Regions from separate parts of the Homo sapiens genome. Here all the other regions are linked to region 3. Evidence: chromatin loops called from intact Hi-C (ENCODE). Cell type or tissue: endothelial cell of umbilical vein. All regions are shown on one strand. Region 1 overlaps LOC105374016 (a long non-coding RNA gene). Region 2 has its middle 100 kb from the start of ZPLD1. Region 3 overlaps NXPE3 (neurexophilin and PC-esterase domain family member 3).

Region 1 (2,500 bases), 860 kb before region 3:
TCATAATAAGACTTCCTTGAACCATCCCCCACCCAACCCTTTTCCAGAAAGAGTTGAAGACAAATCTACAGTGAATAGGAGGCTGAGGCCACCACAGTGAGTTCCAAGAGTATGCACCACAGTGCCCCCTCTTATTCAATCCCAATCATTGCTAAGCAACTAACTGGTTGTCAGTGGTGGCAGAGATAAAAAGCCCATTCTGCTTCGAGAAGAATCCCTTGGCAGAAGTTACTGTTCCCAAGCTCAAAAAATAAATCAGGAAATCTATATCTAACATATTAGAGAAGTATTAAACTTGATTTTTTTCTGCTAAATGAGAGAAGAAAGATGAGGGAAATACCCAACTAAAAAATATATAATAATGCAGTTTTAGGTTGACAATGAAGAACAATGAAGAGGTGCAAACAGAATCCAAACCTAGCTTATAATCTGCTTTGAAATGTTTAAATACAAGAGGTTATATTCCTGGAAAAAAAGCTAAAGTGTGAATTCTGGAACAAGGGTACCAGTCAATATCGATAGCAAGGTCTTCTGCACAACTGCAGTGGCTGGGGCGGGCAGAAGGGAAAGGGAACAGCGAGGGAAGGGTAGGACTGCCTTCGCCGTATGGATGCCATGCCCTTGGTGAGAGCAAGATTTGAATTCATTTAACCCGTTTGCTTCACAGTATTCTCCATTCCTCTACTTTTTCGGAGTAAGAATTTAAGAGATCCTCTTTTTAATAAAATAGATTTTTACAAAATGTAAAGTTCTTCTCTCACTTACCAACTTTAAAAATCTCTAAGGAGGACTTTAGAAACTGAAGATCAATTCCTGATACCTCCATGTGAATAGCTTTGTAACTCAATGTGGTTTTTCGTTTTCTTGTTTTTTTTTTTTCCTGAAAACAAAATTCATGTCTTGAAAAGGAACACCAAAATTCCAACTCCACAACCTTTGGGAAGTCCCCCATGAGCTGCTTGTTCACGGATTAGCACCTAGCTGCAGCTGAGAGAGATTCTCACATGCAGGAGAATCAGACTTGTGTCCTGGACTTAGCAAAGCATGATCACACTCTTTGTCCTTATCTACCCAGCCACAGCTTCCAGTGCAAGTGTCCTTGTGCCCTGGTGCCTGATATCCAGCTCCGGCAGCCTAGAAAATCAGTTAGGCTTTTCAGTCACAGCACCCTCTGTGACAAACGTGTGGAGCACCGCACGACTTCTTCAACCAGCTGGTTTTTCTGGCATTCGAATAAAAGTAAAAATAGAAAACAAAGAGGGAGAAGAAAAGTGACAAGCTGAAACCTGCGAAGAGAAAGAGGACAAGGTACAGAAAATTGGCTCCAGGACGCCAGGGAGGGGGCGGGGTATGATGGGCTGCTACTGCCATCTAGTGGCTGCATGACACTCGGTGAAAACTAATAAATCAGGCTCCAAGGGGCTTTGATTTATTTTTTCAGTTCCAGGCGAAAAGAAAATGTCTTCATAAATGAGCTGGGACAGTGGTGAGGAGATTTTTTTTTTTTTTTTGGCCCTAGTCAATGACTTCCACTTCGTTTGGTAAACTGGGGAAAGATAGAGGAAACCTTACCAGAGCTGCCTTAACAAGTGTGTCCCTCTGCTTTTCTATTTGAGACTTCAGCAGACACCTTCTTCAAACGACGGTTTCCCCTCACGCCTAGGTTGCCGATTAGGACAGAAATAATCATGATAAAATAAGTATTCCTCCAGTTAAATTTGAATTTCAGATAAACAACTAATAGATATTTTAGTATAAGTATGTCCCATACCATATTTAGAGCATATCTACACTAAAAAACATTTATTATGTATCTGAAATTCAAATTTGTGGCCATTTGTATTTTATATGATAACCCTACCTCATCCCCCAGTAAAGATAATATTTAGCTAAAAATTTTGATAGTAAGTTTATTTTAGGACTGACCTGAAATATGGCTGTCCATGAGAAAAATATATTGCTTGCATCATTTCTGCTCACGACTATTATTACAGATGTTGGTATGAATAAACATCTTAAAAGGGATAATTCATAATAAAGGTAATATCTTAGACATTGAATTAAGTCCATTTTAATCTTTCATACTGAATTCCCGTTTGTTCTATGACATATATATCCGAGTTGGAAGCTTGTGGGAGGCAGATAGGTTTGAAGATCTAGTCACTAAAATGTACTTCAAATTAATAACCACTTATTGATTAGAAACCTGTATAAATGTGTTAACAGGACCTGAATGTTATTGGCTCAGAGCTTACGTTTAGGGGCACAAACTATTATGAAATGTGTATAAAAAGGACTCCTGTCTCAGAAAGACTCTCTCTTCTCGCCAGGGAAACAAGAGTCTAAAAAAAGACCCAAGCGTCTTAGCAGCTTTATTTTTCACCTTTAATACACTTGACAATTTGACAGATTGAATTTTGCTTTTTAGATTTTGACTTTTAATGAGAACATTCCTTTTATTTCACTTGGCTGAAGGACAAGATTTAAACACCCACTGAAC
Region 2 (2,500 bases), 730 kb before region 3:
TCCTTCTCTTGGTTCAGTGGCTGTTCCATTCCCATCATCATATCCACATTCCAGCCAGCAGAAAGGTAGAAAAAGACAAGGGGAGAAGAAAATGCATGTTCTTCATGAAGGCATGGCACCAAAGTTAGCACATATCACACAGTTGATGCCACACTTAAGAAGCTAGGGCATATTTGGCTGTATAATCATGTACCAGCACAAAGTTCTATTGAAAGAAAAAGAAAAACAATGGTTATTCTGGGATAAATAGCAGAATCTGCCACGTCTGGGTTAAACAAAATTGATAATTTTATGCCTGATAACCCCCATGAAAAAGGCTCTCGTAACAAAAATCTCCCCTCTCCCACTTCATACCCTAAACTCTTGGCTAATTTCTTTAATCATGTTTATTCTAAACAGCCCTCAAAATAAAATGGAGTTATTATTTGGAAGGCTGAAGTGAGGATAGATTTCGTTCAAAAAAAGATAGCATAGAAAAAAATAATGGAGGTATATTTTCAAGGTTTCTAAGTACTTGAATTCAATCATTTTTAAATATGATTAAAATTTAATAATTTTTTAAAATTTAATCACCTGAATTTTTAAGAATGAATGGTTTTCTAGTCTCAGAATATATGCCTTCTTTATCTGTATCTATGTGTTTGGTTAAAACCTTTTTATCTCCTGTGCCATTTTGATCTATTGAGCAAGATGAAATCAGTCTCTATCCTTTGTTTCTACCATTTCTAATCGATCTATTTTTATTATTAATAATAATAGTTAACATTTTTGAGTACTTGCTGCTTAATTTATTTCTCCCAAATGCCCAGTGATGTATGCACTATTGTTATCCCTAGCTCACAGATTACAAAATTGGAACTAGCAAGGGCTATAGCCAGGATGCCACCCAGATAATCATCTATTGAGCAACCAACTAAAACCCTATGCAGTGCTTTATCAAGCTAACAAGCTTTTTGTACAAAAACAGAATCAGGGTGGGTGATCAAGCATAAAGCATTCAGTACAAACAAACACTGCAGAAGAAATAAAAGATTGTTCACAATAACAGAAAAACTAAAGACAAGAAAAATTTTAAGCAGTCTTTAGTGTTTTTAATTCCCTAGTTCCAATGCTTCCTAACCAAGAAAGACCATGAACAGACCACTTCGGTTCTATACAGAAATGAAAGTAGAAAATGCAAAATATTTTCATTAATGAAAATCCCAGAATTATTCAGAACTGGCAAATGATAATATGTATGGTTTTAACTAATCATTTTTCAAGAGTAGATAACAGGTTCCTTGATAGAAATCCTTGGCTTGTTTTCATTTCTAAAATGTGTGCTGTTGACTTTTCCATCACATTGCTCTAAATGAACAGGAGAACGTGGGCTGAGCCTGAACAACGAGAACTCTAAAAGCGTGCGCAGGTAGCACATTTGTGTGTGCAGATGTTTAGAAGGAAAGGTGCTCCCAGGAATTGCTAACCAGAGGATTAGAGCTCAGCACCAGACAAGCTGTCATTTTCTGTGGTTGTATTTCTGAGCTTATTTACTAGGTGGCGATATAATCTTAAAAATAAGCATTAACATTTCGGTGCCAAAGTGTCAGCTCTCCAGTTTTTTCACTGAAGCGTTTTTCACTTCCACTCCTTCTTTTCTTTGGCTCTTACTTTTGCTGTCTTTCTCTGAAATTTTGTGTCATCTGCTTTATTTTCATAACAGAAAAACTATTAAACCATAAAAGCTGGCTTGAGAAAGAGAAGCTTGAAATCCCTCAGTAGTATGATCTGAATATAGAAATATAGGATCTTCAGTCTTTTGCTATCAGCAGCTCCTGAGGGCTGACTAACAGTCAGATTTATTTGCTGCATATCTGGAATTCTTTTTATTGCTAAAACGTTAGAGAAGTAAACCCATTTTCTGGTAAATGGGTAAACATATACACATATATATCTTTCTCAATACTCCTAGAAATAGACCTCCTTGAGACCAATGAAAAGCAATACATTATCAAATGTTTTTGCAAATCCAAATCCTCCACGCTTACTTCCTCTATCTCATCTTCACACATCACACCACCAGCCTCAAAGTGTATAGTAATTTTGGAAGAACTTACAGAATTATGAATAAGCAAATATCAGTTAAGGTGCTTTATAAAGAGTTAAATGGCATTCAAATACTAATTACTATTATTTTACAATATCCAGTTCTATCATCCAGGGACAAGGTAGGGGATATCTTATCTGGAAATTAGAAATAAGAAGCCTTCTTTTTTCTTGCCTTTTAAAATTATCTTGAGAAAATATCATCCCACTGGCCTATAGATGATGACCCAGAAAATGCTACCACTACAAGTTCATGTAATTACCCACTAATGTTACATGGTCATCTACTACACAGCATTGTGCTGGACATTATGACACTGTGAGAATTACTGAGGAAGATAAACCATAATCTCTCACCTCAAGAAGCACATATGTTGGTAAAGCACAGTAAACACAGTAGTTCTGACATAATATT
Region 3 (2,500 bases):
CATGTCGCTGCCACAACTCAAGGGGAAGGAGATTATGTAAGAGCATAGATCACTGGAAGTCATCTTAGTATTCAACCTGCCATAGCTACAAAGATACACACAAATGTAAAACTTCATTGTTCTTATCTATACTGTTGCTATTAGATCAAGTCTTATTCTAAACTCTCAGTAAGTTCCCCCAAAAAATATAACCTCAAGTTGTTGATGAGGTCAGAATCTGTCAAGGTCCCTGAGCCACTCAGCTGTGATAATCTGGGGACTACATTACAGGTACTAATGAAAACTCAGCAGTAATTCTGGCACTGGGAAAACCTGACATAAACCAGATGCTTGCTCTTAAAAAGGTAGTCAGCTAGAACTAAAAACTGTTTTTCCTTGCTTTTGACTGGAATTATGCCCACAAGTAGCAGTAGCACTGCCAATCTCAGGCAATCTAAATATGAATCTTAACAATAGTTTTACCTTGTAAGAATATTAATTAGCTAATACATAAATACAATTTCACAGGGAAAAAACTTCAAAATATAGGATTCATAAGTGAAATAAAAGTAGAAATACTGTAAACCCCTTCTAAGGCTAAGGCAAAGAAAATACAAGACAAGCCTCAAATATCTTGTGGTGCCAGAAACTAAGGAAGTGCTCAAAACAAACAAAAGGATGACAGCACACAGGATGACAAAAGGGCACAAAGAAGCCAAACTGAAAGTGTTCCCCAACTGCCAAAACTGGAACAATTTGAGCAAAAATAAAAGCAAATAAAATAATGATTGAATTGGATTGGATTATAATTTTTTTTCCTTCATTCCAAGGAATGAAATTTTCATGAGTCTACACTGATATAAATACTTAAAATGAAGAAGGGACAACTCTTCTTTGCAAAAGAATTCCAACTAATAAATGTTGAAAGAATGAGAGACATTAAAAGTCACAATTAGAATTCCACAGAAATCATTGCCACAGGCAAGATCTGATGAACCTTGATGAATGCTAAAATTAGTTGGTGAAAGTTTAAGCAGAAACAGAATGTTTGCATAGAATGAAGCAAAAGAAGGAAAAAAAATTATGAGCCCTTGATTTAGGGTCTTTGAATGCCCCCTGCTGGTCCACAGAGTGAAATTCAATGAAGTTCTGCCAAGCTGGGTTCCTTCCATAGTCCATAAATCAATTGCCCTTCTCTTTTCTTTCCAGTTATATACCTGTTACAACAAGATGGTTTTCCTATTCAAAACCAGGATATTCTGCTCCTACTAATTCATAGTTACTTTCTTCCTCTAAAAATATATCAAAAGGCTCACTAATTACCAAATCTATCTTCCCTCTAACCAGAAGAGTACATCATAAACCCACAGCCACTTCCTGGCTAATCCTCAAGACTTGTCAGGTACAGGTAAACTTTCCAAAGTTCCTCCCACTGACCATCCCTGGGACACCTAGGGACATCACAATAAGGGCAAGCCAGTCGAGTCTGTGAGAAGAAGGACAGATCCAGTAGTGGGAGACAGGGCCTCCTGAAGATGTCGGACATGGAGAGTGTTTAGAGCGCAGTACTACTGAAGGACACCTTGTCTACTGACATCTTGACCTCAGGGTTGAGGCCCAAACAGATAAAAGATAAATGTCTCATATATATATATATATATATATATATATATATATATATCCTCTAAAATTAGTAATTCATTTGGTTCAAGTAAATCAAAAACAGCTCTTCATCAGGAAAAGACTGGGAATTCTTGTGGCATATGATACTAGAGACAAGAGATATAAACTGGCAGTGCCCTGGCTGCATATGGGCCAAACAGATTTTATTTAGCCCATACAATATTTTCAAAGTCTTGAATTGGATGTCAATGTTCTAAAATATGGAGATATCACAGTTAAAAAATCAAAGTTTCTGGTTTCTCTTGGAAAAACAAATCTACGGAGCTGGGCATACAGGGTTTGTTTCTACATGGTAACAAAGCAGCAGAAACTGAAAAGAGGCTGCCCCTTGAGATGGTCCTTGCTCTTCAGTTCCTTCCCCACCACTCATACAAGGCTTGTGGCTAATATCCACTCTGCTTGATCCACAGGTATTAAATATCAAGCCCCTGCAGCAAAAGGGTTTGCCAACATCTGCAGAGTGCAGTACTATTAGTTAATATACTTTTAAAAGCTAGAAGGACCTTGCCCGCCATCTGCATAAGCCTCACTAGTAACATTCATCCCTTCTTTCTAAAAATCACGATAGCTAATTATATCTATTCTGCAAAATTTACATTTACTGCTCTGAATTTTGTTCTTTTACTATTAATATTCTACACCAATAAATCAGAGTCACCCGAAAAGTTTGTTAAAACTTTCTTGCTCAGCCCCACCAGCCAGGGTTTCTGTTTCAGTCATCTGAGATAGGACCTGAGAATTTGCAATTCTATCAGGTTGCCTGGTAATGCTGATGCCACTGATCCACAGACCACACTTTGAGAAGAGCTGCTATTCTCCAACCCAATGTTATTTTAAA

What was found. Hi-C counts contacts between places; a loop is a spot of excess contacts. Peaks named below come from ENCODE experiments on the same cell type or tissue, not always from the same donor. Only the 100,000 strongest peaks of a DNase experiment are listed, where the experiment ranks them.
Region 1: a loop joins it to region 3, with 12 times the contacts of the local background. A loop is called at or near these places in 4 of 110 quality-filtered maps.
Region 2: a loop joins it to region 3, with 14 times the contacts of the local background. A loop is called at or near these places in 84 of 110 quality-filtered maps.

Annotation. Positions count from the first base shown.
Region 1 is chr3:102,672,562-102,675,061 of GRCh38, reverse strand. LOC105374016 (a long non-coding RNA gene) reads left to right here. Exons shown (of 14, transcript XR_001740824.2): 5 at 1-96; 6 at 1,076-1,308. Among named protein-coding and RNA genes, the nearest start is that of ZPLD1, 240 kb to the right of the region's middle. In endothelial cell of umbilical vein, a CTCF peak has its summit at 1,366 (motif pointing left); a DNase peak (open chromatin) is centred at 1,351.
Region 2 is chr3:102,535,716-102,538,215 of GRCh38, reverse strand. No RefSeq gene overlaps it. Among named protein-coding and RNA genes, the nearest start is that of ZPLD1, 100 kb to the right of the region's middle. RefSeq lists a silencer at 1,397-1,691. In endothelial cell of umbilical vein, a CTCF peak has its summit at 1,553; no DNase peak of the experiment used is centred here.
Region 3 is chr3:101,807,979-101,810,478 of GRCh38, reverse strand. All of the region lies in intron 6 of NXPE3 (neurexophilin and PC-esterase domain family member 3), which reads right to left. Among named protein-coding and RNA genes, the nearest start is that of NXPE3, 30 kb to the right of the region's middle. In endothelial cell of umbilical vein, a CTCF peak has its summit at 1,099 (motif pointing left); DNase peaks (open chromatin) are centred at 748 and 1,068; H3K27ac peaks cover 945 bases.